Linked DNA regions of Mus musculus: regions 2, 3 and 4 are each linked to region 1. The links are chromatin loops, found by intact Hi-C in ENCODE. Cell type or tissue: left cerebral cortex. All regions are shown on one strand.

Region 1 (8,000 bases):
ACAACTTTTATTTTAGACTTTTAAAATGACTTTGCATTTGTTACTTTGATTAGGTTAGTGCCCAACACCATTTAAGTCAGGAAAATAATTATGAGCATAATAATGAGGTTGGGGGGCCAGGGAGGGGGCTGGAGAGATGGCTCAGCGATTAAGAGCATTGACTGCTCTTCCAGAGGTTCTGACTTCAATTCCCAGCAACATAGTGGCTCATAACCATCTGTAATGTAATATGTTATGTCTGAAGAGAGCCTTTTTTTAAAAAAAAAAACATGAGGTATGTACTCATTTTTTTTTTAAGATTTATTTATTTATTATATGGAAATACATTGTAGCTGTCTTCAGACACTTCAGAAGAGGGAGTCAGATCTCATCACGGATGGTTGTGAGCCACCATGTGGTTGCTGGGATTTGAACTCTGGACCTTTGGAAGAGCAGTCGGGTGCTCTTACCCACTGAGCCACCTCACCAGCCCCTGTACTCATTTTTTAAAAAAACCTGGAGACTATAAATGTTAGTGGGGGTTTTATGTGGTTTTTTTTTTTTTTTTTTTTTTTTTTTTTAGTTTTATGCTAACATAGTAAAAAAGTTGATTGGTCCAGTTTATTCAACCCTATATGAACAAGATACTAATGATCCTAATTGAATAGTAGTGAATCCTAATTGGATACTAGTTGGTGCTAGTGAAATTTGCCTCCCTGAATGGCTGTCCTCTAAAGACTGGTAAGTTAGGCACTTTGGCCAGAATGAGGAGGAATAGCATTAGATTTTCTGGTAGATAATTTAAATTAACTGTGAATGTATTTTCTTGTCTCCTAAAAACTTAAATATATTTGAACCTTTCTAATTCTTCACCTTGTTTAAAGCCAGTCAGTTCTTCATCCTAAACTGGTGGTTCTCAACACTAGTGATCTTTGGTTATCTGATGGTTTTTTTAACATGCTAATTCAATGGTAATCTCTAGTAGTTGAGCCAGGTTATCTGTGCGCCTGTCTGTCTGTTTTACTTCATCAAGGGATTCCAGTGTATTGCTACAGTTGAGGAATGTTTTTTAAATTTAAACTTAACTTTGAGAATTTCCTAAGTGAATATTATATTCATAGTATTTCTACCTCTCCCCTCCAGCTCATCGTGTGTAACTCCACATTCTCAAATATGTATGTATGTATGTGTCAGACGTCTGTAACTGTGGGGATATTGCTGTTCTTTTAGCTACTTCCTGCTTGATCATGGGCAGACCTTCTGACAATTTTTTTTCCTAATTTTTCATTATTAAGCAGAAGTATAATAAAGCTCACACCTGTTTAGAGATAAAAACCTGAAAGTTAATTTGAATTTTTGGTTGGCTGAGGGAAAGTGGGCCACACTAGCAAGTATATATGTACAAACTGACAATATGACCAGTCCATGGTATTAGAAAGCTTTTATTGTAGGTATGAGAGAGAAAATCCAATGGTATCGAGAAGAATAGAACTGAGAGAAAAAGTAGACTAAACATGGCCAGCCAGCAGACTGGACCCGGCCATGAGCAAAGCATGAGGGACAAAGTGGGAAGGGTTTAGACAGAGGGAACATAGCTGAAAAAGCAGGATTATAAGGACAGTGAGTAATGGGGGGGGGGGGGCATGAACTGGGGAAGTTTTATTAGAGTAGTGATGGTGAGAAGAGCTAGGACTTAGAAAATTGTAACAGGTACTTTTGATGCCAAGGGAACCTGAAGGACAAAGTGTGCTTTGGAATGCTAATAAGCACCACAGTTAGCCTTTTGCCTCATCTGCCTTTTGGAATTTGGGAAAATAGTTTCCTTTGGACCTACCACTATGTACAACCTACTGAGTCCATTTAATGTTGCTTTTTTTGTGCATGTATTTAAGGCTGACCCCTGGGGATTAGAAATTTATTGGGAGGCTGGTCCATAGAGGAAATTGATTTTCCTATAGTTCTTCATCTAAGGGTGAAGCTTTATGAAATTCCCTCTACCCATGCTAGCATGTCAACTGGTATAGTCATTGTGTAGGTTTTGATTAGGCAGCCACACTGTTGAGATCTCAGAGGCACAGTGGCCGTCTAGAAGCCACCATCTCAGAGCAGGTATTCTGCCCTTCTGGCTCTCGGAATCTTTCACACTCTGGCTCCTGCAGTGTTCACTGGGTCTTGGGTGTAGGAGTTATGTTATAGATGTACCAACTGAGGGTGGGCATACGACCATGACTTATTTGAATCTTGAGCAGTGTGGCTCTCTGTATGTAAACAGTTTCCATCTGCTGCCAAAAGAAGCTGCTTTGATGAAGGTAGAGCCCTACTTTTACCTTGTTGGAGGATAAGAGGGCAAACTATTCAAAACATATTATATACCATAAAATTTTCTGTTTTTAACTGTGTATTTAAACAGTTTTTAGTTTACTCAGAGTTGTGTAGTAATTAATATGGGAGAGCAATGGATCTATCAGTCAATTTGTTAACTCCACTATATCATCCAGAGAGGCTGAGTTTGAAGACATAAGTAAAGGTTCTCTCTGTGTCTAGTTCACCTGCTGCTTGGGCAGCTCTTGTTGTGATAGAGCCCCTCTCCACCCCTAGTCTCTTTCCTGCTTCCTCTATCTTAAAAGGAAGCTGGCAGGTTTCTCTGTTGGCATTTGGTTACCTTTGCCTCGATTGCTCCATCTAATCACCTGATTTAGTTGTTAACTCCTACAAAATTAGGTGTTTTTATTCAGTGTCCACAAAGCTCTCAAGTAGTTGTTATGGGACTTTGTTCAATTTATAGCTATTATTATAGTTGAATCAGTTTGTTAATTGCTCACTCTTCCATATAGGGAGCAGAATTCCTTTTTAAATATTTTGTAAATGTGCCTATTTTGCAGTGGCCTTGTGCATACTAGGCAAATGCTGTACCACTGAAGCTATATACCTAGCTTCCACTGTTACCTAAAATATAAACAGTACAAATAAGTGGGAATTCTGTGTTCTATTCAATGCTGCTGCCTCTTTCATACCCAGAGGTAGTACTTTGATCTGCTAAGAAAGAGGACTTTTAGACGTTCCTTACCTCAAAATAGGAAGATTAGTGCTTACCTACTAGATTGGCAGGCACATTGAGGTAATGTGTGAGAACTGTGTAGAGCGTGAGCTATCTTAGACAGTAAGCTCTCCTCTGTGCTAACAGTTGCTACGCTGTCGTTTTCTTACTATCATCTCTGGTGGCAAATTCAGTGCTTTTGGAGAATGTGTTCTCTGGGGAAGGGGAATGGAATGTGTCTTTGATTCGTTTCCAACATCTTGATGGCCTCTTCCCACAGCTGTGTTCTCTACAGGGGGGAGAGACGGCAACATTATGATCTGGGACACCAGGTGTAACAAAAAAGGTAAGCTAGTTCTGTCTTAATTTTAATAAGTGCTTAATGCTCAAAATAAAATGAAATGCTAGTGATTTCATCTGATACCAGCAGGGGGCACTTGTGTTCCCTTCCTGCTCAAGTCTCAAGGTAATGATTATTGCAAAGCTATTAATAGATGTTCTTAGTTTCACATTGTCTCTGAATTATAATTCCGTCTATCTAAATTATTGATAGAATTAAAACTACTGATGTATAGTTCACTGAATAAAGGTTTGGTTGAGATGTTTTTGTTTGCTTTTAATTTTCCTTTTTTTATCCTGACAAGATGGCTCATCAGATAAAGGTGCTATCCATCAAACCTCAACTACCCAAGTTCAGTTCCTACAAGTAGGAGAGAACTCCTTAAGTTGTCCTCTGACCTCCACTCCCCTCACACACACAAAAAAATGCCTTTTAAAAAAAATCAGATTAAATTGAATATAAGCTTGTATTGTACAGGGTGGTATTAAAGGAGATGGTCGTTGGTGTGTTTATTATTAATTTATGTATTGATTTTAAAATGTTAAACTATTTTTGTGGAGCAGTTTTTTGGGTTTTTTTGTTTGTTTGGCTGGTTGGTTTTTTGGGTTTTTTTTTTTTTTTGTTTGTTTGTTTGTTTTTCGAGACAGGGTTTCTCTGTATAGCCCTGGCTGTCCTGGAACTCACTTTGTAGACCAGGCTGGTCTTGAACCCAGAAATCCACCTGCCTCTGCCTCCCAAGTGCTGGGATTAAAGGCGTGCGCCACCACTGCCTGGCAGTGGAGCAGTTTTAATTTTATATCAGCATTAAAGTGCAGAGAATTTCATATATACTGAACACCTACACAGATGCAGCCTTTGCAGTCATTCAGTTGGTACATTTTTAAGCTGTTAAGCATTGGCTCATACATAATTAATTCATAATTTGTATCAGGGTTTATTTTTCATGTTACACATACTATGGATATTGACAAATATATGACATGTATCCGCCATTGTAATATATAGAGTACTTTCATTGCCCTAAAATATGTCTGCTCTGGTGTTTCTACTTCCTCACGAAGCCTTGCTACCACTATAACTGTCCGTGGTTCTCCAGATTTTCATAAATGGAGTCATGTCGTATCTTTCTCTTTGCACAGAATTACTCTTTGGGCAGGAATACCACATTGTATCCACTCATCCACTGAAGGGTGCCTTGATTGTTTGTGTTTTAGCCATTAAGAATAAAACTATAACTATATCTGTGTTTTTCTTTCTTTGTGTGATTAAACTCACCATGGGCTCTTTGGGATTTTGTTTTTTTGTTTTGTTAAACTTTGTTTGCTTTTTCATTGTGTGTATACACAACCACAGCGCATGTGGATCTGTTTTCCCTTTTGAACATGTGAGCAGGGAATCAAATTCAGGTCATCAGGCTTGGTGACAAGTGTCTTTACCTCTACTGAGTCTCTTCGGGGTTTTTCGGTTTTGTTTTTATACTAGTTAGTCAAAAATCACAAAATTTGAGGTTCTATAGAAATGATTAAATATTGCTTTCAGCTTGAAATCAGAAAACATTAAAATCTTTGGAACCTTTCAGATGGATTTTATAGACAAGTGAATCAAATCAGTGGAGCTCACAATACTGCAGACAAGCAAACCCCTTCAAAGCCCAAGAAGAAACAAAATTCAAAAGGACTTGCTCCTGCTGTGGTAAGGTTTTAGAGAAGTGTATGTGTAAATAGGCAGTTGTTACTGTATTTGCTTGCTTTTGAGGCAAGATCTCTGTGTGTACTTAGGTTGGCCTGGAATACATGATCTTTCTACCTTAGCCTACCAAGTGTTAGGACTATAGACTGTTCATGAGCCACCATTCATGACATGAGTGGCTCTTAACAGTAGGGAGAATCAAATCTCTCTTTAAGGAATTTGTTAGGCAAAAAGATGGATGTAACTCTTAATTTCTTTGGTATTAACTGTTTATAGTTTACTTAGCCCTACTGCAATGGTTCTCAAACTCTGGTGAGAATAGAGAACATGGTAAAGATTCAGCTTTCTGAGCATATATGCATTTGTTATAAAAGGTGAAAGGGTAGTTTGTGTTATTTTTTTAATGAAAATAGGTAATATAAAGATGGATGGAGTTTTAGTTACTTTCTTCTAGATGTTTTAGACACCTTACCGTAAACATGGTGATGAAATTCATACACCTTTAGTATTAAATTTTTGGGGGTGCTTGCTAGATCTGGTACGTTGCTCTTCTGTATTTATGACTTGTAAATTTTTTTAGAGAAACATCAAAGCACTCTCAGTCATCAAATGCTTAAGCAAAGACTGTTATACGGGGACTACACTGGCTGGCAGGCCTGCTGCTAGTCCTACATGCTACAGATAAGCACCAAGATGTCAGAGTCATATGGACTTGGGAGAAAAGAAGCAAGTCACTTTGAGTGATAGAAATATATTCAGAAGATTAAGGGCACCCTGGTGTTTTGGGGGTCAGTAATTTGATGTAGAATAAACACAGATGCAGCTTTTAAACCAGTAGTTCTCAACCTGTGGGTCCCAACTCCCTTGAGGGTCACATCAGATAGCCTGTATATCAGATATTTACAATTCATAACAGCAAAATTACAGTTATAAAGTAACAATGAAAACTTTAAAGGGTAAAGGTTTCCACGACGTGTGGAGAACTGTATTAAAGGGTTACAACATTAGCAAGGTTGAGAACCACTGCTTTAAAACAATAGTTAAAAAAAAAAAAACTGAGTCATTACTAGCTACTTTAAACAAGCATCTTAACTGCAAAATTTTTTCAGTCTTCAAGAATGTGGGTTCACATTCTTAAGCAAACGAAAGTGAATAAATTCACACTTGCAAAAAGTTTTATCTCAAGAGAAGAGAATAACTGTTCCCTTTGATCTTGTAGAAAGATGGGAACCTTCAGAAATAAAAAGTAGACTACTTCCTAAGATTGTTTAAGCCACACACCCCAGAACCCATCCTCGGGTATGCATGATGCCTTGTTTTAGTCTCTCCTGGCTTCTTGCTCCCTATAGAATATCGGTCTGATCTCTTTCCCAACCTTTTGAGGATGGCCAGCAGCTCTGGGGGTGTTCCTTCCTCCTTTCCTGGATATAGCCCAGTGAGTCACTCGGTAGCTGGTGGCGTTGGGGTGGGGAATTGCTATGCTTGTGGAAAGTGAGTAGATGCAACTTACATCATTGAAGGCATCATCGGGCATGTGGGAAGTCAAGTTCAGCTTATAAGACCCCCAGCCCATCAGCAGCCCTGCCTTTTTGCAATATATGGATCAAGCATGCCAGCAAATAAGACTATCTTAGGCCCTGACCCTGCTGCAGTTTACCACCCATGTGTGTGGTTGTGCTGCTGTAGTCGTATGTGTAGTAGACAGAAGCTCGAAACATGACCATAGTACATCCTCTTTCTAGAAAAGAAAGTGGCCATTAAACTCATTAATGCAGTTTTCCTATATGTGAGGTCTGAATAAATATTTAGGGGACAGTGTAACTGCTAAACTACTGTGACTGAACAGTGCATTCTTCAATCCATACTCTGTGTGTGGGGACCAGATGACATTAAAGTGTCAAATTTCATTGAATTCCAAGAGAACTTCTGAAGGAGAAGCATTTAGGAGATAAAGTTCTTTTCTGCACGTGTAACTGAGCATACAGCAGCATTTTCTGGTGAATGAGACACAGGGGAAATCGATTTCCTACGCTGTAGGGAGCTCTGAGCAGACTTGGACAAGTCATCCTTCAGTGACCGGTTTATTCCTGTTATGTGTGGTGTGCTCGTGTTGGTGTGCATGTGTGAAAATCAGAGGACAACCTTTAGAAGTCATTTTTCTCCACCATGGTCTCTTGTGACCAGACTCAGGCTGCCAAGCTTGCACAGCAAGTGCATTTTTATCTTCCTGACTATCTTGCTCACTAAGTTCATGTTAACATACATGATAGTCATGTTTAGGCTGTTTCCTTAGTAACATCTAGAATTACTGGGAAAAGATTAAGGGACCAGCAACATGGCTCAGTGAGTAAAGGAGCTTTTTCTATCATTCCTGATGCCCTGAAGTTGATCCCTGGAACCCACACAATGGAAGGAAAGAATTTACTCCGGCAAGTTGTCCTCTGACCGCCACATGTGTGCCCATGTTACACACATGGCATGCATGGAGAGATCAAAAACAATTTATGGGAGCCCAGTTCTCTCCTACCATGTGGATTATGAATATTGAATTCAATTCTTCAGGCTTGGCAACAGGTGTCATACTCACTGAAACATCGTACCCAACTAAGGGAATTTTTAAGTGTGGTTTTGTTGGTTTGGTTTGGTTTGAGACAGGATCTCTAAGTAGCCTAGTTGACCTGGAACTTATTATGTAAACCAGGCTGGGCTTGAACTTACGAGAGATTTACCTGCCTCTCCTCCCACCTGCTAAGTCTAAAGGAATGCACCACCATGCCCTGCCTTTGTTTTAATAAATTAAAAAAATATATAACATATATTCTTTTCCCCTTTCCCTTTACTCTTGCCTTCTACCCCTCCCTGGTCTCAAAATCATGGCTTCTCTGTCTTTGTTATTGTTGCATACACACATATGCATGCATGCTAAATATAAATATAACATGTTGTGCTTATTTA
Region 2 (8,000 bases), 250 kb after region 1:
TGGTTTATGTGGAGCACTCTGCATCGGGGCACCCAGACTGGCTGGGGAAGAACCCAGGGTTTCTAGTGGGTAGAGGACCAGATCTTGGTCATTTGTTGTTGGCGAAAGAGATGGTGAGTGTTGTCATCATAAAAAGATAAAGTGGTATTAATATATGTTCTATGGGGGTGTGGTGAGGTGTGGGGGGAGGGGGTGCCTCAGTGGGCCCATGCTGATGCCGAGGCATCTCTTCATCTCTTCCCCCTGAGGGAAACACAACGGTATAGTGTAGAATAGAGTTTATTTAGGGCATGGAGAGGGAGTTAAGAGGGTAGGAGAGAGAGAGAGAGAGAGAGAGAGAGAGAGAGAGAGAGAGAGGAGGAGGAGGAGGAGGAGGAGAGAAGAGAAGAGAAGAGAAGAGAAGAGAAGATAAGAGAAGAGAAGAGAAAGAGAAGAGAAGAGAAGAGAAGAGAAGAGAAGGCCGGCCATGACCACATGGAGAGAGGGGGTTAGAGAATGAAGAGGGGGGAACAGGGGGACAAGGGTAAGAGAACCAGAGATCGAGGAGGGGGCAAGCAGCCCCTTTTATAGTGGGCCAGGTCTACCTGGCTGTTGCTAGGTAACTGTGGGGAGGAACATACTTGACTGCTGCCAGGAACAGTGAGGGTGGAATCCAGACAGAATACGAACATTCCCCCATTTTGGTTTAGTGTTGTGGCGCAAGCCTTTAATCCCAGCACTCAGGAGGCAGAGGCAGGCGGATTTCTGAGTTCGAGGCCAGCCTGGTCTACAAAGTGGGTTCCAGGACAGCCAGGGCTATACAGAGAAACCCTGTCTCAAAAAAAAAAAAAAAAAAAAAAAAAACAAAAAACCAACCAATCAACCAACCAAACAAACAAACTTAGAAAGAGGTGATGGTGAAGCAGAAATAGGGTGGATGTGATATCTGGCTGGTTCATGCTGACATTGGGGCGGCGTGTCTCTGGGGAACCTAGAGGGATGGGTATGGGGGATGTTTGTCTAGTCTTAAGAGAGCGGTCTGCTTCCTTGCTGTCCAGGGCCTGTGGAGCCATCTGAGGATAGGTCGGAAGGAACAGGTCCAGTAGAGTCTGTGTCTGTGAGGAGATTGGAGCATCTGAAGGTTGCTCCTCTGGAGTGGTCCTGGGTATAGTAAGCGCCTGGACTTGACAAGATGTTGAAACACATTATTATAGGTAGAGAAAAGATTAAGTATGTTTGGGAGAAAGAACAGTTTTTTAAGATGTCCAATTGAAACCCAGAGGAATCCCACCCGCTGGAACAGCCGATGTACGGATCTGGACGGAGCCTATGTGATCCATGAAAGGTAGATCTGAGTGGGTTTCCTGTAGCTTACAAGTTTATAAAAGAGATAGCAACATGAGTTAACCACACGAGCAGTCTTTAAGACGAGCCTTTTGTGGAGCAGAAGGAGCATGATTCAAAAGTTGGATCATATACTGGAATGTTTTATTAGAGTTAAGCAAATTTATAGGAGCTCAGATAATATCAGGACAGTGGCATAGCAAGAAGAGGAAATATGAAGTATTTAATGGAAACAGAGTTTAGTTTTTTTCTAGCTGTCAATGTAGTCAGAAGTCTGAGAAAGAATAAACAATAGTCTATCGGTTATATATCAGTTGTGTATTATTTAAAAAAATGAGAGAGTCCACTAGCCAACAGTTCTCTGTGGTCTCCATGGCAACTTGGGCAGAGTCAGTCTGGCTCTCCGGTGCAGAAGTCACAGGGCTTTTTCTCTGTGGAGTGGATGTGTGTGACATGAGGATTGGCTTACCTTGGTTTTAGCCATGTCATGTGACTCAGAGTATCCAGTCTTGTCCACTGCGTATTTCAGTGATTGTCACATCACAATCCAGTAGCTGTGTCCACATCTTCTGAGACTTTGTGGGAGAAACCGTTAGAAGCTTTTGGGGATTCTGTCCGTCATAAACTTAATAGTTGACAAACTTCTGACAGAATTGAGCACTATTGATTGGTTATAACTGACTAGAATTTATTAGCAGTTGTCAAGACAGGATAGGAAAGAGAATCTTAGGTAACTTTGACAGGTTGTGTAGGTAGAGAGAAGTATATTTTTGTATTAGCAAAGAAATATTTGGCTAGGGCTAGAATAAGAAAGCTGGCAGCAGTGGCATAAGACTGTGGTGACAGAAAACGAGTGAGTGCAGCCCTCTGCCGAGTTGTTTGCTTTCATCTATGTATGGGCAGGGTCTTGACACCCCCTCCCCCCAAGCACAGAACCCAAGGAAACACACACACACACAGACTCCAGAATGAGGACAGAGAAAAGACCCTAATTTTTCTATTTCATATTGTGGATGGAGACTTAACTCTGGAGAGCCATAGGCTTGAGGTGGGAAGAATCAGGCAAGGAGATGATTGAAACAGAGGAGTGCTATGGGCAGAGTTAGCAGAGCAGAGCATGTTGGAAATGGGTCTGGTCTGACTGCAGTCACAGGACATCACCTCTGCCCCCGCCCAGTTAGCATCATGGTTTCTGTGATGCAATACTTGGCCATGCTAAAGCTTATAATGGTATCCCGGGTTGGATTCTTGCTGTGCTGTGTGTTTGGCCCAAGTTACTAAGCACCACGGGGACCATATTTTCAACTGTATGGTGTTGACATCAGAGAGAGGGGGATACTATTACAGCAGTTTGCAGATGGCGGGGCTGTCTGACTAGGCAGGCTGTACCTGGAAGGAGGCTGGAATTCTTCAGGAGAAGGGCTTTCCTTCTTTCCTCCTCTTCCTCCTCCTCCTCTTCCTCCTCCTCCTCCTCTTCCTCCTCTTCCTCCTCTTCCTCTTTCTCCTTTCCTCCTCTTCCTCCTCCTCTTCCTCTTCCTCCTCCTCCTCCTCTTCCTCCTCCTCCTTTCCTCCTCTTCCTCCTCCTCCTCTTTCTTCTTCCTTCTTCTTCTTCTTCTTCTTCTTCTTCTTCTTCTTCTTCTTCTTCTTCTTCTTCTTCTTCTTCTTCTTCTTCCTCTCTCTCTCTCTCTCTCTCTCTCTCTCTCTCTCTCTCTCTCCTTTCTTCACAGGAGTGGTGTTCAGACAGGGTCTCCCTATGTAGTTCTGGCTGTCCTGGACTCACTATGTACACCAGGGTGCTTGAAGAATTCACAGAGATCTTAAAGCAAGCACCACCATGCCCTACTAGGTGGAGTTTCTTTTTCCTGGGGGAACCTCTTGGCCTTTCAATGGATTGGGGGCGGGCCATTGAAAGACTGTGACATAGTCCTTCAGGTAGAGTCACCTGACTGCAGATCTCAGCCTTGTCTGTCACACCTGGCTGAGTACTTCACTCCTGGATGGATATGTAAAACTCCCCCTCCCACGGCTACAGGGAGTACCTCGTCTACACAGGCATCTTGTGAAGACGAGATGGAGACACACAAAGTGCTTGGCACAGCGACCCTGAACCAGCCTCTGCGCCTGCTGACCTTATTATAAAAAGTTGAGAGTGTGCTGAGGAAAAGCTCACATTCAGGCACTTCCATTTTCTTTCACGTTCTATTATTTTCTCCCATCCCTTTTAGTCTGTTGATAAATCCCTGTTCCATGACCCTGAAATAGGTCGTGGGTGCTACCGGCAGTAAGAAGACCATGCCCTCAGAGCAGTTTTCTCTGAAAACAAACCAAAACCAAAACAACAACAACAACCCTAAAACCAAACCAAAACACCCACGCAGCTTTCCTCTTTTCCGAAGAGGTGCACAGAGGGCAGGTCTGGCTCCGCTCTGGGCCCAGAGACTGGTGAGGGACAGGAGCTCTGACCAATGTCTAAGTCCTCCTGCCGGCTGTGCCCACGCTCCACCTACTTCCTCTCTGCCCAGTTCTTCCGTGGCCCTGCATTAGAGCCGCTGGAGCACTTGTGGTCGTCCTCTGCTTAGCCAGAGGTAGGCAGGCCACGGCGTGTCCCAGGTGAAGGACAGTGAAGGTCCCTTCCTGTCGTACGAGCCCTGAGGTTGAGGAAGTTTGCCCCCCCCACCCCACTCATTCGCCCCTACAGTCCCAGAAGTTCTCTCTGGGCTAAGAGTGCCCTCTAGTGGTCAAGGGCGAGAAGGCGACCGGAGCCTTGTGTTCCAAAGCTCCAAGTTTGGTCCTGCCTTCTCTGATTCAGTCTATGCCCAATTCAACCTCCTTGGGCCCAAATAGCCTTACTCTGCAGGGTGTGGTGAGGCAAGCTTGGAATCCAAACCCTCAAGAGACATTCAGGAGAACTGAGTTCAAAGCCAGCCTAGGTTACAGAGCAAGACGGTGTCTCAACGCGCACACATTCACACTTGCACGCACGCAGGCACAGACCTGTGCACATAGGCACAACAAATAGCCTCACCCACAAGGGGAGTATTTCATCATCTAGGGTCCTTCCAGCTTAACTTCAAAGTCCCTGTGTACAATTTTGGAATTACATTTTTGTTGTTTCCTTTCTTGAGACAAGGTCTCATGGTTTGACCCTGTGTCATAGGCTTTCTGTTGCTGTGATACAATGCAGTAACCGTGACCAAAAGCAACTTGGGAAGCATACAGTTTATTTCCTCTTACACTTCTAGGTGACACAAGTCTTTTTTGATTATCTGATTCTTCACTACTCCCCCCCCACCCCCGAGAAAGGGTTTCTCTGTGTAGCCCTGGCTGTCCTCTGTAGACCAGACTGGCCTTGAACTCAGAAATCTGCCTGCCTCTTCCTCTCAAGTGCTGGGATTAAAGGCGTGCGCCACCACTGCCTGGTAACTTTACAACTTTTAGAACTTAGATCAGGCTCTTCTGTCTTGTGTTCTTCTCTCTGAGGTGCCAGCTGCCAAAACGATGTTCAATCCCTTTGTAGCTACTGACCAAAGTCTGAACTGGAAAAGGCATTCCAATGTCCCTTCCCAGGTGGTGGTGGTGGTGGGGGAGGCCATGTCTTCCCCTCTTTCTGGAGAGCAGACAGGAGTATATGTTCCATTAATACCCTTTGAAAGGGTGGCAAAGGGCATGTGAGGACACCACAAAGGTCCAGGTTCACAAGAAGAAAGGTCACCACAGTCCATGGGGTTGTGGTGTAAGCTGCCCTCTGCACCAGTGACTTCCTCAGTGCCTCAGGCCTCTCCCCTGCTCCTCACACCTCCCCCCCTGCTTTCCAGGAGGATCAGCCCATCTACTTGGCAGTGAAGGGAGTGGTGTTCGATGTCACCTCTGGGAAGGGTAAGTGGCTCATCACTTCTGGGGAACTCGGGCAGAGCAGGTGCTTGGAGGGATGAGGCAGGGGTTCTGTCAGGCAAGGCCTTTCCTTCCCTCTGCAAGGCCGGTTGGAGCTGAGCCTTGTCAGGGTTTCACCAAAACAGGTCCATGGACTTAGTGCTCCATTGATGCCTCATTTCTACTTGAAGGGCAGTGTGTTCAAACCCCATGAGCACTCTGTTAGAAGCCAGAAGAGTGTCCCTTGGCTAAGAGTTGCTGTTGTAGAAGTGGCAGAACCTTTCAGTACCATGCAGTAGCTTCCCTGACTGTATCTACTCTACTACCAGGAGGTGGGTTTTCACTACTCCTCTAAGTCCACATGGTAGAAGACTTGAGTTCCTGAGATGTTTAAGACCGGAGGCTCTTCTTGTCTATGCTTGTGTATACATACACACACACACACACACACACACACACACACACACACACACACACAGAGACCACACAAAAGCACACACCTTATATACAGGTAGACAGACAGACACACACAGACAAACACACCACATAGGCACACTTTCAAACAAACTATACACACACACACAAACACAGAGACAAACTCATCACACAGACATACACACATTCTAAAGACAGACACACAGGCACACATATAAACACACTCTTTCTCTCCATATATATATATGTATATATATATATGTATATATACACACATATACATATATATACATATATATAATATATATACACACAGAGAGAGACACACTACAGACATACACCCTACAGACAGACAGACAGATAAATAGACAAACACACACACACACACACACACACACACACACACACAGTATTTAACCCAGGGCTTTATGTACCAATGAGCCACATCCCTAGCCTCTCTCCCCCTTTAAGAATACTTATTTTGAGGCAGGCATAGGCTGGTCTTGAATTTGCAGTTCTACACCAGCTTCCTTTCTAGCTCTGACTACAGGCCTGCATCATTAAGCATAACTTACATTTTAATTTTTTTAAAAAAAGGTTTGTTTATTTATTTACTTTATATCTATGAATACACTGTAGCTGTCTTCAGACACACCAGAAGAGGGAATCGGATCCCATTACAGATGGTTGTGAGCCACCATGTGGTTGCTGAGAATTGAATTCAGGACCTTTGGAAAAGCAGTCAGTGCTCTTAACCACTGAGCCATCTCTCCAGCCCCCTACATTTTAGTTTTTAAAGAGACTTCATTGAGTGTTTTCTGCAGTCTCTCAGCTGACAGGTGTGTTCTGGGTAGGTGCAACACCATAAGTTTGCCTGGGCCTCCCATCTGCCCTGTGAAGTTCATCTTCAGAACTATAGCCTTTCCAAGAACTGGGGAGTCTGGAGAACCCCCCAACCCCTGGCTTCCATCCATGCATACCCACACTCTTCCTTCCGCCCTGCTGCAGAGTTTTATGGACGAGGAGCCCCCTACAATGCCTTGGCCGGGAAGGACTCCAGCAGAGGTGTGGCCAAGATGTCACTGGATCCAGCAGACCTCACTCACGACACTGTAAGCCGGATAAGCCTTTGTCAAAACGTTCCGTTCCCATTCTGTGGGGTTTATTCTTGGTTCTCAAGACAGAGTGTCACTATGTAGCCCTGTCTAGGCTGGAAATTTCTAGGTAGACCAGGATGGCCTCAAACTCACAGGACTGCCAAGGGCTGAGATTAAAGGTGTGTACCACTGAGCCCAGTTGTTTTTAGTTTTGTTTGTTTTGTTTAAGTCTCTGGATTAATCAGACTTCTTTTATTACTCTGGATTTGAATGTAGACATCCCCAACCCCCGACACACACACACACACACACACACACACACACACTAGGCAAATGCCTTACCACTGAACAAGCTCCTTGGCCCACAAAACTTCTTAATAAGCCTATTAATTAGCGTATGTGGCTTGGTAGCCAACTGCTCTCTGGGTCACCCTATTTAGGAGCCTCTGTTGGCTTTTCACTGCCTACAGACTTAAGTCCAAACTCTGTGGACTCGTCAGCTGGGCATCTGTGTGCGCTGCACACATCTCTGAGTCCTGCTCTTGGTAGTTGCCGAAGCTTAGTGGATGGACTTGGAGAATCAAGGCCCCTCCCTGTGCTCATGCTTCTGTGCAGAAGACCACAGCATGTTAAAAGTGGGCCTGGTTATAGCACGCCTGTAGTCCCAGCACTCGGGAGGCAGAGGCAGGCGGATCTCTGAGTTCTGAGGCCAGCCTGGTCTCCAGAGTGAGTTCCAGGACAGCCAGGGCTACACAGAGAAACCCTGTGTACTGGCTAGTTTTGTGTCAACTTGACACAGCTGGAGTTATCACAGAGAAAGGAGCTTCAGTTGAGGAAATGCCTCCATGAGATCCAACTGTAAGGCATTTTCTCAATTAGTGATCAAGGGGGAAAGGCCCCTTGTGGGTGGGACCATCTCTGGGCTGATAGTCTTGGGTTCTATAAGAGAGCAGGCTGAGCAAGCCAGGGGAAGCCAGCCAGTAAGGAACATCCCTCCATGGCCTCTGCATCAGCTCCTGCTTCCTGACCTGCTTGAGTTCCAGTCCTGACTTCCTTGGTGATGAACAGCAATGTGGAAAGTGTAAGCTGAATAAACCCTTTCCTCCCCAACTGCTTCTTGGTCATGATGTTTGTGCAGGAATAGAAACCCTGACTAAGACACCCTGTCTCAAACAAACAAACAAAAATTTATATAGTAATATCCACAACATAGTATAGTAATTTTTATATAGTAAATGCTACAATTGCCTGGCATTCACCTGAATTGTGCTTATC
Region 3 (8,000 bases), 210 kb after region 1:
AAGATCCAGAGACAACGGTGAACTCTTAGCTCTCCTCACTCAATCCTTCTGTCACTTCTTACGGTGAGAACACACCGAGTCCCAGAACCATTCCCTTGAGTTTTGTTCAGAAATAAAAAGATTAGAGGTGTTTCCTCCCCTCCAGCAGTTTGGAGTTCAGTCTTAGAAATACTTAGTCATTGAGAAAAATGATTAAGATGAGCCGGTGTGAGAGCAGAAGGCTCAGCAGCTCAGCCCTAATGAACTCTGTAACCTTTAGCCTGGCTGATCTAGAACTGTATTTAGCCTAGACTGGCCTCAAACTTGTGATCCTCCTGCCTCAGCCTCCTAAATGCTGGGATTTTGAGCTCACCCAACTCACTATACAAACCACTGATTGTACCCTTAAGTAAAATGAGTGTTTCGGTAGAATGCTTTTTAAGCACTTCAAATATAAGTACTGAAACTGAAGGACTAGAATTCATGTATTTAGGCTAACCATAGGGGTGCTTGAAATTTGATATGCATGGCCTAATTGTTGAAATAGATGGTCTCCTTTTAACATCTCAGTTTGCCCTGATTTTGTCAGCCATAAAACAGGTTCGGGCACTCTAGATAATGAGAATTATCTGTTAGCTGTGATGAGCTGAGGCTTGAGCCCAGTTGGTAGGGTGCTGGCCTAGCATGCACCGGGCCCTGGGTTCAACCACCAGTTACTTATACGGTCTTGGAAAAACAAAAATGTTCTCGAAGATTAACTTCCTTCACACCAGACATCATTTTCTTGTTCTTTAAGTGTCCACTCACGTTGGTCCCGTTCCATGAAGACCACAGACTTTGCCCAGCCGTGTAGTACCTAGAGCAGTGTCTGGCACGGCCCAGGTTCAAGTCCACAGCTAAGTAGGGATTTTCATGTACTGAGTGCTAAATGCTTGACGTCAGGATGAGTGAAATATCTTGGGATAGTCTAGCTAGTAGAAGTGGTAAGGTCTGGCTGTATCCCAGGCTGGTCTAGAACTTGGAATTCTCCTGCCTGGGTACCTCCAAGTGCTAGGATTGTAGACGTGTACCACACACCCAGTTGTTGAATTCATTCTAAACTTTGCTGGTTTTTGTAGGTGATCAGAGGACTGCTGAAATTTTGGCCAAAAACATGCAGTCAGAAAGAGGTGGGTTTTAATAATAATAAAAATAAATGTATTTACATTAGGACTGCAATCTTGACCTGCTCTGTGAACTGTACCCATTTCCTAATGTACCGATTTGCCTTGTCTACATTAGCATCATTTGTAAATTTTTTAAAAGGAAAAAAAATTTTTTTTAAACCTAGGTGATGTTTTTAGGAGAAATTGAAGAGATCTTAGATGTCATTGAACCAACACAATTCAAAAAAATTGAAGAGCCGCTTTTTAAGCAGATATCCAAGTGCGTCTCCAGCTCTCATTTCCAGGTACCAGCTTCCTTTCTCTGTGACATTCTGTTGTTGTGCCATCCTTTTTCCTGCGGATTTTGAGGTTTCTGGTGTCTTTTTAGGTTGCAGAAAGAGCACTGTACTTCTGGAATAATGAATATATTCTTAGTTTGATTGAAGAGAATATTGATAAAATCCTGCCAATCATGTTTGCCAGCTTGTATAAAATTTCCAAAGAACACTGGAATCAGTAAGTTTCTGTTGTTGTTGGGTTCCATTTAACATACAGTCTCAGTAGCACAGGCTAGCCTTGAACTCTTGGCTCAGCCTCAGCGCTGAGATCACAGGCGTGTACTTCACGTGTCTTTACTTTGCTAGTTGAAGCCTGGACAGATCTGTAACCTATACTGAAGGTGAGTGTCATAGTTGTAGATACTGCTTATCCTTATAAAGCTGTCTATGGATGCTCCTCAGCAAATGGTCTAACCAGCTTGCGGTCCAGTGCCATCGGCTGAGCCAGCTGTATCCGGCCTCCCCAAGCTAGGAACTGAGGACCAAAGGGAGACATGGCATTCAGACATTCCGACTTCTGTGACATTTTTATCTTGCTACCCAGGGTCTAGGATGAGACTACAAAACTCACATGAAGAGAACCAGAATATTGTATCTACATAGGAAGAGGGTAAACATTAGAATCTCTGGCCTGTGAGACTAGACTGTTTCCACTTTAGTTCTAGCATCTGGCATTAATTATGCATTCAGTGTTGCTGGCCTCTAACCCAGAACTGTCTTCTCTTTCTTTCAGGACTATTGTAGCACTGGTGTACAATGTGCTGAAAACCCTCATGGAGATGAACGGCAAGCTTTTTGACGACCTTACTAGTTCCTACAAAGCCGAAAGACAGAGGTACTTGATGAGTTTTGAAAATTCTGTGTTCTTCAGTTCAGAAAGGTCCATCTCTTAGTCGGTGGATCTATGGTGAATATGTTAGGCATTATCATTTGGAAGCCTCTGAGCACTACAGCCATTGTCCAGGAAAGTAATCCCGGTATTTTTATAAATTTGTTAAGACTTTCCTCCTCTAACAGTTAGACTGTGGTTTAAGTGCGGATCGTGTTCGTCCTGATCTCAGCTGAGACATAAGATTTTTCCCGAGAGCTTGATAGTCCTGGTGCTGTGGATCATCAGAGAGTGGTATCTGAAGTCAGCACACTGTCAGGAAGCGAGTCAGAGCTCTGTGATTTTAAGGCCAGGAAGACACAAACAAAAACCTCACAAGGTTCAGGTAGAAATTAGAACCAGGATCCAAGTCCACAAAGCAACAGGCAGGAGAGGTGTGTGGGAACCAAGACCTAGAAATAAAAGCCCTCCTTTACAGCCTGTACTTTCTTTACTTATCTAGTTTTAAAGCTCACTCAGTTTGAACATAAACTGACGGGTGGGTAGATTGCCTTTCTGCTGGTATGGAAGGGTGGGGCTTCTACCTCTCCCTAGGAGGCCTGAGTGTTAACTGTAGCTGACCTAGAGGCCTCGAGTGACTACGGTGAATTAGTGCCATGTAATACCACGCGTGTCACAGAAGCCACGGGCATTGTAATGCTCGCTCCCCACAAAGCCACCAACCAGTGTCTTTCCTGAGCTTCCCATTAAAACTGCTGATCTCTCTACAGAGAGAAGAAGAAAGAACTGGAACGGGAAGAGTTGTGGAAAAAACTAGAGGAGCTGCAGCTGAAGAAGGCTCTAGAGAAACAGAACAATGCTTACAACATGCACAGTATTCGCAGCAGTACCAGTGCCAAATAAAGATCAGCTCCCCCTGCTGGGCGGTCGTTTTGTACACTTTTTTTTTTTTTTGAATATATAAAAACTTCAGAGCAGACCTCATCAGTATAATATAATTAGGAGGCCAGTTTTTCCTGGCAAGCGTAAAAGCGAAAGAATTATGGACTAAAACATAGCCCTGTGCTGTATCACGGCCACAGTATATTGTAAACTCTGTCTAATCATGGATTGTGTCACTGTCTCTGTTGAGTGAGGTGATCGTGGGAGTGGCAAGCGTGTGTTGCGACTTGAGCCCGGTTGTGCTGCACACACAGATGAAGCCGTCCTCTGCACACTTCCTTTATCATGTGTTTTCACCGTGCTGCACACCTTGGTGCTGCACACCTTGAGTACATCTGAGGAAAGAGCCTCGTAAGATAAGCGGAGGGGTTGCCCTTCCCTCACCTCTCCTAGAGAGGTGTGGGCAGGGGACAAGAGCCCAGCCTCATTAAAGACACTGCCATACTCTGGGTTTTACAACATCTGACATTTCCAGGCTTCTGAAGCACAAAGTATTAAAGTTGGGGGGGGGAAGTAAACCAAAATTCTGATGTTCCCAAATCCCCCCTTCAGCAGCGGCTCCCCGGAGCGTGTGCGGAGCAGCACAGGCCACGGGTGGACCCGAGGCTCACCTCCTTCATTCCTCTCCTCCAAGGCTGGAGGCAGGGCCTTCCCAGTCCTCACCCTGCCAGTCCCCAGGCCTGCCTGCCTGCAGGGTGGAGCTCTGGGTCCCTCCCACAGTGTGATGCAGACTGCTAGCTGTCACTGCCTGGCTTTATTTAAAGGAACTGCAGCAGGTGTCCTCAGAGCTGACTATGTAGAAGCTTTGTCTGTTTTTACCTGGTCAGGTATTTTTCACACTGTTGTTACCAGTACCATTCCAGCCTCTTGCCTTGCAGTTGTATGGAAAACTGTTTTATAATGAGAGATCTTTACTGAGGATTGAGCAGCATTTAATAAAGTCTATGTTTGTATTTTGCCTTATGTCATTTGCTCTTTTGTCTCTGGAAGATATTTATATTAGAGAATTATAACTTACGGATGTACTCTAATTAGAATTAGGTTGCTTGTGGTCCAGGGATTAGGAGTCTAGCCATCTAACCGATCTTTTCATAAAATCCCAAGCTTCTTGTCCCTCCGTGTTCTAGGACAGTTTAACATTAAAGCTAGTTTTAACTAAAACGGGAAATCTCAGAATCCATGGCAGTAGCAGTTCTGGGAAAGGCAGGGAGACTGTAACATGGTTTCAACTAAACACCAGTTTAGAAGGGTCACAGGGGTTTTTTGTTGCTGTGACAGCAGCCTCCATGACCTCTGGACAAACTCCCTTGTAATACAGTGGCCTGTAATTTTTGCTCTCTTTTCAAGCAGTGGGCATCCCAGGGAGGGCCATTGTTGCAGTCCAATGAGGCTGCTCCCTTTAGGCCTCTGCAGAATAGCCCTGGGCGACCCACACAAAACACAGGGTTGCGGGCTGGTGAGATGGCTCAGTGGGTAAGAGTACCCGACTGCTCTTCCGAAGGTCAGGAGTTCAAATCCCAGCAACCACATGGTGGCTCACAACCATCTGTAACAAGATCTGATGCCCTCTTCTGGAGTGTCTGAAGACAGCTACAGTGTACTTACATATAATAAATAAATAAATCTTAAAAAAAAACAAAACAAAACACAGGGTTGCCTTTCCAGAAAGTGGAAGTCGGGTTTTTATTCTATGAATAGGCAAAAATTACTTCCTAGTTATCTAAAGCAAAATTAAAAGCAGCTCAGCTTTCACAATACAGGAAAATAAAGCTTTAGTGTTCACTGAGGCAGATATTTAACTACTGAAGTGCTATGCAACTGTGAACTTTAAGGGCCCTGCGTGGTAAGCACACATCCTGTGACTGGACTGCACCCCTGCCCCTCGACTTTCTGTCCTTCACATATTTTTAATGTCACTGATGCTTTATGCTTGGCATTTGTGCTAAAATGGTGTTTTATAATAAAAGTTTTAGGCTAAAAATCTAAATTCTTGTATATATGTGAGACAAAGGTAGCAGGAATATTTCACAGTACAAGTTTATTTCTAGGGATTTGGGCAAAACAGTTTCTTGCTGCTAATTTAGAGACAAAAATGTCCTCCTTATACCTGTGAGTATTTCCCTTCCGATTCCCTAAGGCATAATTACAAGTTCTTCAATGTTACCTCTGGCCACATGTGGAACTCTATTATAGAGTTTTTGGTTTTATGTAGAGGTGCTGTTTATCAAAGCCCTAAAGGCCACCCTTTTAGGTGTGTGTTTCTGTAGGACGCAGGGACTAGCTCATGTGGTGTGGCCATCCCTCTTGGCCACCTGTGGACAGTGCACAGCTTACCTCCCTGTTGGCAGTGATGTGTGCTGAGTCAGAGCCATTATGCTGCGGTCCAGACTTACACTACCTTCTGGGTTTGCTGGCCATACAGCATCAGCGTCCAGCGTTGCTGCCCGCTGGCTTACTGGGTATTCACTCCCATCCCTTTTGTGCTTGCCCAACCTTATTTACCTGTTAATGAAATCAAGATACACTAAGTAGGTGCCTACTGTATATACCTCTGCTAGCACTTCTAGCACATCAGAAATACAATCACAAGTTTCTAGTAGCCTTTAAGGTCTCGTGTAAAGCTTGCGGGGAGTGATGTAGGCTCTTAGTCTCAGCAATGGGAAGGCACGAGGAAGGCCTGGTCTACACAGTGATTACAGCGGGGCTACATTTAAGGAAAAACAAAAAAGTCAAATCTAGGCTCTAACAAGTTCTTGTTAAGTAACAGTAGATGGTCTAAAAGGAATTCTGCGTACAGGGCACATCAGTCCGCTTTAAAGAAAAAAAGCCCTAAGGGAAAGAAGAAGCCTTAACTATTTAGTGACCAAATAGGAGGAACCTCTCCAAGGCACTAGGCAGCTCTGCAAGATGTCCGTTAATAATTTAAGTACTTAAATAAGTTTCAGGTTATTCACTGGGCGTTTCCCTCCCGGGCCGGGTTTGAGCCTCCAGTGCGATGGACGGGACTGTCCTTCCCTGCAGGGTCCCTTCAAGTGAGTTCAGGATTGCTGGTGTCTCGCTCTGTCGGAGTGCCGTGGCACGGGCGCTTCAGCTTATGTGGTTTGTCGCCTGGCCTCTCCGTTTAAGGTATCGTTTCCTGATTTTGATCATCCATTTCACGCTTAGTTTGGCAAACTCTGCTGCTTTAAACAACGCCAGGAAAGCCCCGCAGAGCAGGGCGATGGTGTTCCAAGGATTGGCTGTGATTATCTGTGGGGCAGACAAGACCGGGATTGCTGGTTGGCGGCAGCCTTGACTCTGTCTGTCTCAGACTTTGGAGCCAACAGAGACGCATGCTGCTTCTGCCCTACCACTGCTCAGAAGGGAACTGTGAGCCCCTCCACGTAAAAGGATTCCGCCTCAAAAATCTTTGTGTAAATAAGACATTCATACTGTGCTTAATCTAACAAGTGACCCAAAGAAATTTCCCTAAACTATACCTCAGCCTCAAGGTTGGTCCCTCTGTCTGATCTCAGCTACCTCAGCCTTCAGCTGTCCCCTCACACTCATCCTGGGGACTCTGCCACCAGGCCAACGCACCTTCCTTCTTTCCTGCTCTGGGATGTTCTCCTATCCGGACTTAATCCGACTCAGCACTCTCTCTATCCACTCGGCCAAAACCCTTTTTCCTTCAACAAAGTTGTTTATCCCCCAGAGCCCTGTGACAGCTGTTCACTGTCGGGTATGATGTAAAGAAATAGCTTGGCCCCCATTAAATACCCTGTTATCTCTCTGCAGTGCTAATAGATGGACTGCAGGCCTTGTGCATGCTAGATAAGTGCTCTTCCACACAGTCTACCCCCTCTCCAAACTCAGGCAGGGTTCTTACATTTTCAAACTCCCCTGTGTGAAAGAAAAGAAAAGAGAAGAGAGGGGAGGGGAGGGGAGGGGAGAGGAAAGAGAAGAGAAGAGAAGAGAAGAGAAGAGAAGAGAAGAGAAGAGAAGAGAAGAGAGAAAAGAAAGGGGGGAGGGGAGTGAAGGAGGGAGAAAGAGAAAAGAAAAAGAAAAAAGAAAATCCACTTGTAAGCCAGGATAAGTGGGGTGGCCTGAGATGGATGACCCCGTGTTGTTTACATATGTACAGTAGGCACACCTCAGCCTGCATGATTCAAGGGACTTCAAAGGCTCTACTTGGCCCAGAAGCCTCTTATATAACAGGTAGATCAGGTTCAAGAAAATCAGTGCACAGCTACAAACTGGCTCCTCTCACCCTTTTCATCTTCGTAAGCCTCAAGCCTTCACCCCTCACACAAAGCCTGGGCCAAACTTGAGGGTCAGGAGTGACAGCAAAATATGTCTGTCTCAGACTCCATCCTGGGACCCGAAGGGCCCATGTTTGAGCTTTGGAATCTCTTGCCTGTTGCAACGATCACCCTGGGACATCTTGTGATGATAGAGGAAAACCACTTTTAGCAGTACTTACGTCCTGGACCTTCTGGATGAAGGGATCTTTCCATTCGAAGACCACAAAGAACAACTGAGCACTCCTCTCGGCTGCGGGTCTCTGGTCAATATAGTTAACCACGCTGGTCTAGGTGCAGAACAGGCAGTTACCACTTTTTTTTTTTTTTTTTTTTTTTTTTTTTTTTAACCACTTCTGGGCCCTCCCTTGCCTGGACCCAGGGAAGTGAGAGCAGGCAGGACTACTAGCCCTTGGCTCTCCTAACAGCATCCTTTGGGGAGGGAAAAGACAAGACTCACATACAAGACCTTTTAAATGGTCCAGGA
Region 4 (8,000 bases), 170 kb after region 1:
ACAGGGTTCAACAAACGGGGATGAGATGGATCATTTCAAGATGTTGGGACAACTGTAAGTATCAAGAAAGAATGACCACTTTGTGGAATACTGTACCTTAACTAGAAGAAGAAGGGGAGGAAGAAGAGAAGAAAGTATTCTTAGTGGGGTTTGTGCCTGGCAAGTCAGGAGTCAGACTGAATTTGAACTCTATTCTGTAGGTACCAGGCAATAAGACAAAGAACTACATGCAACTAAGGAAAAGCTGAGAACTGGAGAGACAGTCTTTCCCAGGGAAGAGCACACTAAGTGGTTATCTAATCCCAAATGGTCACCCCTGAAACATACACATACAGGTAACATTATAAGGATAGAGGTTTTATTTATATACTTAGCAATATATCTATCTTTCTATACATACATACATACATATATACATACATAAACAATTAAAGAAAAAGAGACTATGAATTTGAAAGATGCAAGAACGATGGTTTGGAGGGAAGGGAGAAATGATCTAATTATATTATAATCTGGAAATATATGTAAAAATGGCCTTTTGAAAGGCCAGCTGGCAGTGATCTTGAAACCCTTGAATTATGATGGGTGGATCATTTGCAAATTGTTAAAATAAAAAGCTTTGAACATTATGAGCTAGTCAACTTAATCTGATTGGATGAGAAAGGTCTTTTAGTTGTTGTTGCAATCTGAGCCTCTTTGACTGGGAAGGCTGTATACAACTTTTTATTTTTTATATTTAATTTTATATTAGAAATTTCATACAAGTCTTTTCTGTACATCAAACATATTCCCCTTCCATTAATCCCTTTAATTCCCTTGGACAACTTCTTATGCTTAGCTTTTATTTCGCAAATTCTTGATTTAATGTACCTATGTAAAATCTAGGAATCGCAAGCAAAAGGAAACAAGATATTTATGTTTTTGAAACTGGCTTATTCAGCCTAATATGATTATCTCCAGTTGGACCTATTTTCCTACATGTTATTTCGTTCTTTATGGTGGAAAAATATGTGTATACACACCATATTTCCGTTATACATTCTTCTGTTGTTATATAATTTGGTTAAGCAAATGTTTTGAGTGTAGGTTTAGAACTCTACTTTTGCATACTTCTCGATCCTCCTCAAGCATTAGGCCAGCCTACTTAACCTCCGTTTTTATGTCAAAAGGAAAAGGTGTGGGACTTGCAGAAGAGACTGCAGAGCAAAGGGGGCACTATGGGCAGGCGGGATCACTTTCTGTTGAAGCATCATACGGATGCCCAAAGCTAACATGAGCAGTTCTTGGCTTTAAATATAAAACTTAGACGGAATCTCTTAGGAAGAGATTCCCCAAATCAGCTAATCTGAACTTGACTACAGATGACTGAAGGGCCTCAGCAGAAGAGGTTAAACTTGGGCTAAGTTCGAAACGGGAAACTTCTTTTCAGAGGGCCTAGACTTGCAGAGCTCTCTGAAGTGGTAGAGACGAGCTTGCCCAAACCCCACGCGAGATCAGCGATCAGCGAACCGCGGCGCCAAGACCTCGGGAGCTACAAATGGACTCCCCAACCACCAATTACGCGGTTTAGGACCGGAGAGGAGAAGGCCCGCCCAAGAACGTAGCCCCGCGCTCCGATTGGACAAGCTCATTTCTCTCCCGGGGCTCCTTCGCCTGTCAATCACGTTGCTCTGACACGACCTTGGCCCCGCCCCCGTTCGACTGACGCAATGCTTGGTGTTCTTGGGCACCCCGGCCCTCGCTTCATGTTCTCATTGGTAAGCAGGGCGCAAAGAGAGGGAGGACGCTCTTCTGCTTTCTGAGCTGCCTGTGTAGTTTCCCTCTTAACGCGCTGTCTGGAGAACAATCCCAGCCTGGAGCCTAGCGCAGGCGTACACAAGAGCCGACAGCGGCGCGGCGTTTCCCCTTTCTCCCTCCCGAGAGCTTTCCTTTACAGTTGTGACGCACAAGGCACCCCGCTCACTGCCTTCACTTGCGATTGGTTGTGGCCCGCGTCTGTCACGTAGCCCCTCCCTCCCACCCAGCTATGGACTCTTGATAGACAGCCGGGAGGCCACGCCCCCACCCCCGTCTGCCGCTTAGCCCTGCGATTGGCCGAGGGCACTGGCATGCTTTCCCGCCCCGGCCCCCTCCGGAGACTCCGGAGGCTAGTGGGACCCCGCGGAAGTTGTCAGTCAAACTCCTTCCTCCACCCCCCGCGAGGACCTCCCCCGGGCCGCGGGAGCGCGCACGCACGCGCACCGAGTCCCCCCTCACCCGAACCAGCCACCCTCTCAAGTTGTAGCAGTTGCTTCCCGGGCGTGCTCCGTGGGCGGCCGGTGGGCGCGGGAGGCTGAGCGAGGGCGACGCTCCAGGGATCCAAGGATCCAAGGATCGGGGTACGGGTGGCCGCCCCGGGCGATGAGGGGCCATCGCTGACAGGAGAACGAGCGCTCGGCAGCGGCTCGCGCGGACCCGCGATGGAAGCGCCCCGGGAGGAGGCTCCCGGCCGGGCGGACAGCGCGGGCGGCAGCCGCTGAAGACCTGTCCGGACTCCGCGCGCTAAGGGGCCGCGAGGCGCGCCCGGCGTCCGCACCCGCGCGCTCGCCCCAGCCGTCCAAACTTCGGGCTCGCCTCCGCCCGCCCTCGTCGCCGGGCGTCAGCAACTTGTGCGGCCCGCGCGCCCCCGCCCTCCCCTCCGCCAGCCCCGGGAGGCGGCCGCGCGGCGCGGGGATGCGGCCGTGAGGCGCTGTCGGGTGAGGAGCAGCTCGCGGAGCGCGAGGGCGGCGCGGCCGGGGCCCGGGGCGCAGGGGCGCAGGCCCGCCGTGCCCGTCCCCCGCCGATTGCCCGGGCCAGCCGCCGCGGGAGGCGCCGATCGCCCGGGTCGCCGAGATGTCGTCGCCGTCGCCGCCCGCACCAGTTGCCTGCGCCGCCATCTCGGCCTCGGAGAAAGTGGACGGCTTCACCCGGAAATCGGTGCGCAAGGCGCAGAGGCAGAAGCGCTCTCAGGGCTCGTCGCAGTTCCGCAGCCAGGGCAGCCAGGCGGAGCTGCACCCCCTGCCCCAGCTCAAAGGTAACCCCCGGCCGCCCCTGGCCCGCGCTCCCGGGGCAAGCCCTACTCCCCTTCCCACCTGCGCGCTTGCCCCGCCTGCCCTTGCCTTGGCGATTTCAGGGTCCCCAGAGGTACCTGCGCTCCCTTCCCTCGTCCAGTCTTTCGACTCCCTGCCTCGCTGAGCCTCAACCCTGGTTTTCTCCAAGCTTAGCTAGTTCTTCTCTTTCTCTGTTTGTCCCTCAGTTGTCACATCCAGGGTCCAAACAAACTGCTGCCGAGTTAGCTGGCCTTTAGACGTAGCTATATAGAACTAGCTTAAAACCGGGACCAGGTGACAGATCTTACTGTCTCGTTAGACGTAAATGTTATACCTCAGAAGACCTCGATTGTCTTTGGAGAGGTTATGAAGGAAGAGTAATTTCTTTGCCGTGGAACGGGAACTTGGTTAGCGCGGCTATGCTTCCAAGGACTTTGTAAGGTTTTGTAAGTAATTCAGATTGGTATCCGTGCCTAATGCCTCGCAGGAGTGCTTGGCACTCCTTTTGGCTCTCTTTTCTCACCCGGTTTGGAGGCTTTTCATGAGTTGTTTACTGGCGTTCTTGCTTATTCTTTGAGAATTACTGGCTTTTAATTTAATAATTTTACGTCTTTGCATTTTATGAGCTAGATGTCATTAATGGAAAAGATGTTTATGTTCCTAGATATTTAAGAAATTCTTTGCAACCTGATAGAAACCTAGAGAATGAGTCACAAGGCCAAGAAATAAAAGAAAGGCTCATGCCAAAATAGATAAATGATCAGCAGATTTTTCAATTCTTTTGACAAAGATCCAGCATCCCTTTCAAGGCCAATCTGGTTGTGATTTGTCTTTGAGTCTATGAATCCTGACTTAGTTTGGCAAGGAGTGTAAAGAAAACCCTAGATCAAATCAACAGTTGACCAGCAACAGCTTGGAACCCCATTTAAACTCTACATCTGCCTCTCGGGGTGCTTCTGAATTAAGGATATACCACTGGTAGAATCACACAGACTTTTGAAAATAGTTTATGTTAGGTGTGTGGTGTCTCATTTGTTGCTTTATTGCTCTTTACCATACTAGAATTGTTCAAATTGATACAGCACTGTCAGTGGAGTGCAGCCATAGCCTAAAATAACTCTGTCCTACCTGTTAGGATAGTGAATTGCTACTCAGAGGTTTAAGCTTTTATACTTAATTAAGAGTTATTTTATCCTTTGTTTTTCATTAGTTTATCCTGTTAATTTTAGTTTGAAGTCTCGATACTAGCATTTTTCTTATGTATCTAATTTGCTAACGTGGTTTTCTTCTTCTTAGTGTTGTACTTCTTAGTTCCTCTGCTAGTAATTGAATTTTAAACATCTGGTTAGTCTTGAGATGCCTCTGTAGTAGATTTTGCCTTTAAGACGGACAGAAATCCACAGAATCAGTAATCAGACTCAAAGTTACCTGATGTTTGGTTGAAGATGTAGCAGGAACTGCCAATGTTTTCACATACAGAATTTGGTCAGTAGTAGAAAGAAATTGAAATTTGCGTGTATAGTGTTCCCCATAAGGTATTATTCATGATAAACTGATGCAGATTCGATTGAGGAAGTAAAACTTTTTACTTGAAAATAAAATCCTCAGGAAAAACTGCTTTAAATCCAGTTGTCAAAATGCTTGAAAAGTGATTTTTTTTTTTAATGGAGTTGTCTTACTTGGTGCTTTGGCAGTGCCCTTGATACCACCGTGTTGAGAGTTTTTTCTGTCAGTAGTATTTTCCCCCAGTTGTGGGTTTTAGCAAAAACAACAGCAGAAAACCCTTTCGTATGAAAGAGAAATTTTCTTAACTGCTCTGAAATACAATCTCACTGGTTGTGGAGTGATTCAGATATCCATGGGCATCCAAGATCTTTCAAGTATTTTATATCAACCAACCTGCTTGCTTACACTTTGTCCACATGCATCTGAACTGGAAAGGTGCCAAGGAGTTTTGTTAGAAACAGACTCTGAGTAAGATTAACAAAACAATCCAACCTTTTCAGTTTATTTTTGCAAAACCTTGTAGGTGAGTGGGTTGCATGATTTTTAAGGCTGAAAATGTTAAAAATAAATAGTGTAAGTTCCTCTGAGGGCTAGATGCTAGAAAATAAAACCAGGATCAGTATATGTGAATCACCTTTTCTGGTCTTGAAACTTGTGTTCTTGTAGGTTGTAATTTTTTTACCTAAAACTTGTTATTTCATAATGAACAATTCAGGAACTTGTTATTTAAGATAGGTCATCTTTCAGTGTTTAGCCTATTTTGGTTTAAATTTCTGAAAGGATTGGCTTGGTAAAATAGCTCCTTTACGTGTATAGACAGCTTAGTATTTCAAATAATTATCTTTGAAAACAAAACAAGACAATATTGCCTATGACAATTGGAACAACCAAAAACTGTGTGTCATTAATTCTTGTTATGTGCCTTTTCAATCTACTATAGTAATGCTATTATGCTGTTATCTAACAGTCTGGGGCTCAGTGTATTTTCACAAATATCTTTTTTTTTTTTTTTTTTTTTTTTTTGAGGTTTGAACAGGTTAGTTTCGGACCTGTGATTATCTAGATGGTGTTTCTTCTGACTTTGGGACTTTGGTCAAATGCCAGTAGTTTTGCTGTAACTCATTTTACATAAACTTCAAGTAGTATGGTTGAGAAAGTCTGGCCAGGAGAGGTCGTTACAGTAGAAAGTAAGTTTTTGATCTTTCTGAGTTATTTTCCTTATCAGTAAAGTGGGAATAATACTATCTCCCAGGATTGGAGAGAGTAAATGAAATAATTTAAGTGCCTGGAAATAAGCAAAGCAAGCTAGCTTCCATTCTCTTGTGTTTGAAATACAGGTTAAAATATTTTAAATGAGTAATTGTTAGTAGTGCTTAAATAAAAGCTTTCCTGGAATATTACTTTTAATTATGTGTGCGGGCGTATGAGTAGTGTCTGTAGAGCCCAGGGGTAATGGATGCCCTGGAGTTGGTCTTACAGGTGGTTGTGAATAGCTCTAACTTAGGTTCTAGGAACTGAGCTGCGGTCCTCTGGGAGCAGTACATACTTTTAACCTAGGGGTCTATCTATCCAGCCTGTAGTAATAATTTCTTACCAAGAAAAGGAATCAAATTAGTCACTATGACTATACAGACACACATTTCTCTTAGTAAACAGCAAGGAGCAGAAACTGATTTTGAGATTGAACTCTTCTTGAGATAAAGAGTGGCTGGAAAGATGGCTCACTGGTTAAGAGCACTGGCTTTTCCAGAGGACCTAGGTTCTGAGCCCAGCACCCATCTGTAACAACAGTACCAGGGGATCCAAAGCCCTCCTCTGACCTGTGAGGACACCAGGCACACAAGGGGTTTACAGACATACACCCGCACACAAACAAACAAACAAACAAATTAAAAAAAAAAAAGATGAGGTAAAAAACTTTCAGAGAATCATTCAGTTTCATTGTTGATCTCTGAAAAACTAAGGCCAGAACATTAATGCTGACTGAAGTTAGCTTGCAGTTGCCTGCTTAGAATTAGGGGGAAGTCTATGCACATGTTTTGTTGAGGTAGTGATCTTCTGAGTGAATTGTGACAGAATTAGGGTTTTTTTTAAGTTGATTTGGGGAGGGGCACCACTACTACTACTCTTTTAACGTTTAAGGTTCATGGATATTCAGTTATTTATCCAAACACAACATTTTTGTAAATAGGAAAAATACTAAGGTAAAGTTGAAATTCATCTGCACAAGTTAAGAGAAATGCTTTAACTGGCTATAACATTTCAGTTGTTTAGGGACTGTTTTCTAACTTGTCATAACCCTTCAACAAGAAATAATTTTTAAAAAAACTTTTAAAGAATATACTTAGAGAAATTGCTCAATATTGTGTCTAGTGCTAGTCTTCATATGAGGAAAATCTTTCTCCTTTAAGGCTAACGTCTTCAGAATTCCTATTTACGATCATATCCCCACCTCATTTTTTTTTTTTTTGGTCATCTTTATTAATTTCTGTGTTATTTTTGGAATCATCTAATTGAGTAAAGTGATAAATTAGGAAAATACATCTAACAAGTTGGTGAGACCATTGGAGTAGAGCGCTGTCCTGTAAATAGCAGATTTGAATTGTCTCCCTGCTTCAGTGATGACTCACAGTCGCTTGGGGCTAGCTGTTTAACCCCTGTGAACTTACTGTTTTCCACCTGTAGGAATAATGTTCTCCTTGATAAAGGCCTGTGATGATTGTATTTAGGTTATTATTGCCCCTTTGAGTTTTAGAGTCAAAGGTTTAGCTACAAAATAATATATTTGGGAAATAATAGGTTTTTGTGCTTTGCTTTGTTTTTTAATTTGGCTTTTAACATTGTAGCATATGCAGTAGAGTCTGGGTGTTAAGGACTGTGCTACACAGTATAGTCCTCCTTAGGCACTTGGAAAGCTTAAAAAATATCCTCTCCTGGCCTATATCCCTCAGAGTCTGCTAATTGGTCTAAGGTGGAATCTAGGCTTGTTTGTTTTTTAAAACTGCCAGGGTGATCCTCATGTGCAGTTAGGAGTGGGGGCCAAGCAGCACAAATTTAGTGTCTGCTGGATTAATTCATTCATTGAAGCTTTGTCTTTCTCTTTGGTACTCATGGTTCCTTACTCTCCGCCCATTAACTTTTCCTGCCCTCACTTCACCCTCTGGTATTTACAATTTACTCTTTTAACTCTGCTGCCCTCTATGGCTGGCTAGTCGGCACTGTTCTGAGTTTTCATATGATAAGATTCTGTTAGGTCTTGTTTGATATCTAAAGAAAGCCCAGCTGTTGTCATCCAGTGCCAGGAGATCAGGTGTTTGCTCGCTTGCTTTTGTTTTGTTGTTTGGAGTTGAGATTGAGTAGGCAACAAACATTTGGGAACACAGTAGATGTTGGCTTAGCTTTAATTTCATTTTTCGGGATCACTGG

What was found. Hi-C counts contacts between places; a loop is a spot of excess contacts. Peaks named below come from ENCODE experiments on the same cell type or tissue, not always from the same donor. Only the 100,000 strongest peaks of a DNase experiment are listed, where the experiment ranks them.
Region 2: it touches region 1 in a loop (6-fold over the local background); 20 of 42 quality-filtered maps call a loop at or near these places.
Region 3: a loop joins it to region 1, with 6 times the contacts of the local background. A loop is called at or near these places in 19 of 42 quality-filtered maps.
Region 4: it touches region 1 in a loop (5-fold over the local background); 23 of 42 quality-filtered maps call a loop at or near these places.

What each region holds. Positions count from the first base shown.
Region 1 is chr1:191,558,473-191,566,472 of GRCm38, reverse strand. Dtl (denticleless E3 ubiquitin protein ligase) reads left to right here. Exons shown (of 15, transcript NM_029766.3): 6 at 3,297-3,362; 7 at 4,936-5,048. Among named protein-coding and RNA genes, the nearest start is that of Dtl, 13 kb to the left of the region's middle. In left cerebral cortex, a CTCF peak has its summit at 3,443 (motif pointing right); DNase peaks (open chromatin) are centred at 3,409 and 6,480.
Region 2 is chr1:191,308,659-191,316,658 of GRCm38, reverse strand. Nenf (neuron derived neurotrophic factor) reads left to right here. Exons shown (of 4, transcript NM_025424.3): 2 at 5,139-5,199; 3 at 6,637-6,740. Among named protein-coding and RNA genes, the nearest start is that of Nenf, 5.5 kb to the left of the region's middle. In left cerebral cortex, CTCF peaks have their summits at 3,857 and 4,066 (motif pointing left); DNase peaks (open chromatin) are centred at 3,813 and 4,036; H3K4me3 peaks cover 766 bases; H3K27ac peaks cover 652 bases.
Region 3 is chr1:191,348,171-191,356,170 of GRCm38, reverse strand. Pacc1 (proton activated chloride channel 1) reads right to left here. Exons shown (of 8, transcript NM_025864.4): 7 at 7,696-7,803; 8 at 4,887-6,482. The coding sequence ends at 6,321. Ppp2r5a (protein phosphatase 2, regulatory subunit B', alpha) reads left to right here. Exons shown (of 13, transcript NM_144880.4): 9 at 1,098-1,148; 10 at 1,310-1,429; 11 at 1,513-1,640; 12 at 2,196-2,297; 13 at 3,062-4,190. The coding sequence ends at 3,194. Among named protein-coding and RNA genes, the nearest start is that of Pacc1, 26 kb to the right of the region's middle. In left cerebral cortex, CTCF peaks have their summits at 3,189 (motif pointing left) and 4,859; DNase peaks (open chromatin) are centred at 3,190 and 3,910; H3K27ac peaks cover 404 bases.
Region 4 is chr1:191,391,288-191,399,287 of GRCm38, reverse strand. Ppp2r5a (protein phosphatase 2, regulatory subunit B', alpha) reads left to right here and starts at 2,247. Exons shown (of 13, transcript NM_144880.4): 1 at 2,247-3,052. The coding sequence starts at 2,872. In left cerebral cortex, a CTCF peak has its summit at 7,785; DNase peaks (open chromatin) are centred at 3,467, 3,987, 4,994, 7,774 and 5 more places; H3K4me3 peaks cover 4,334 bases; H3K27ac peaks cover 3,130 bases.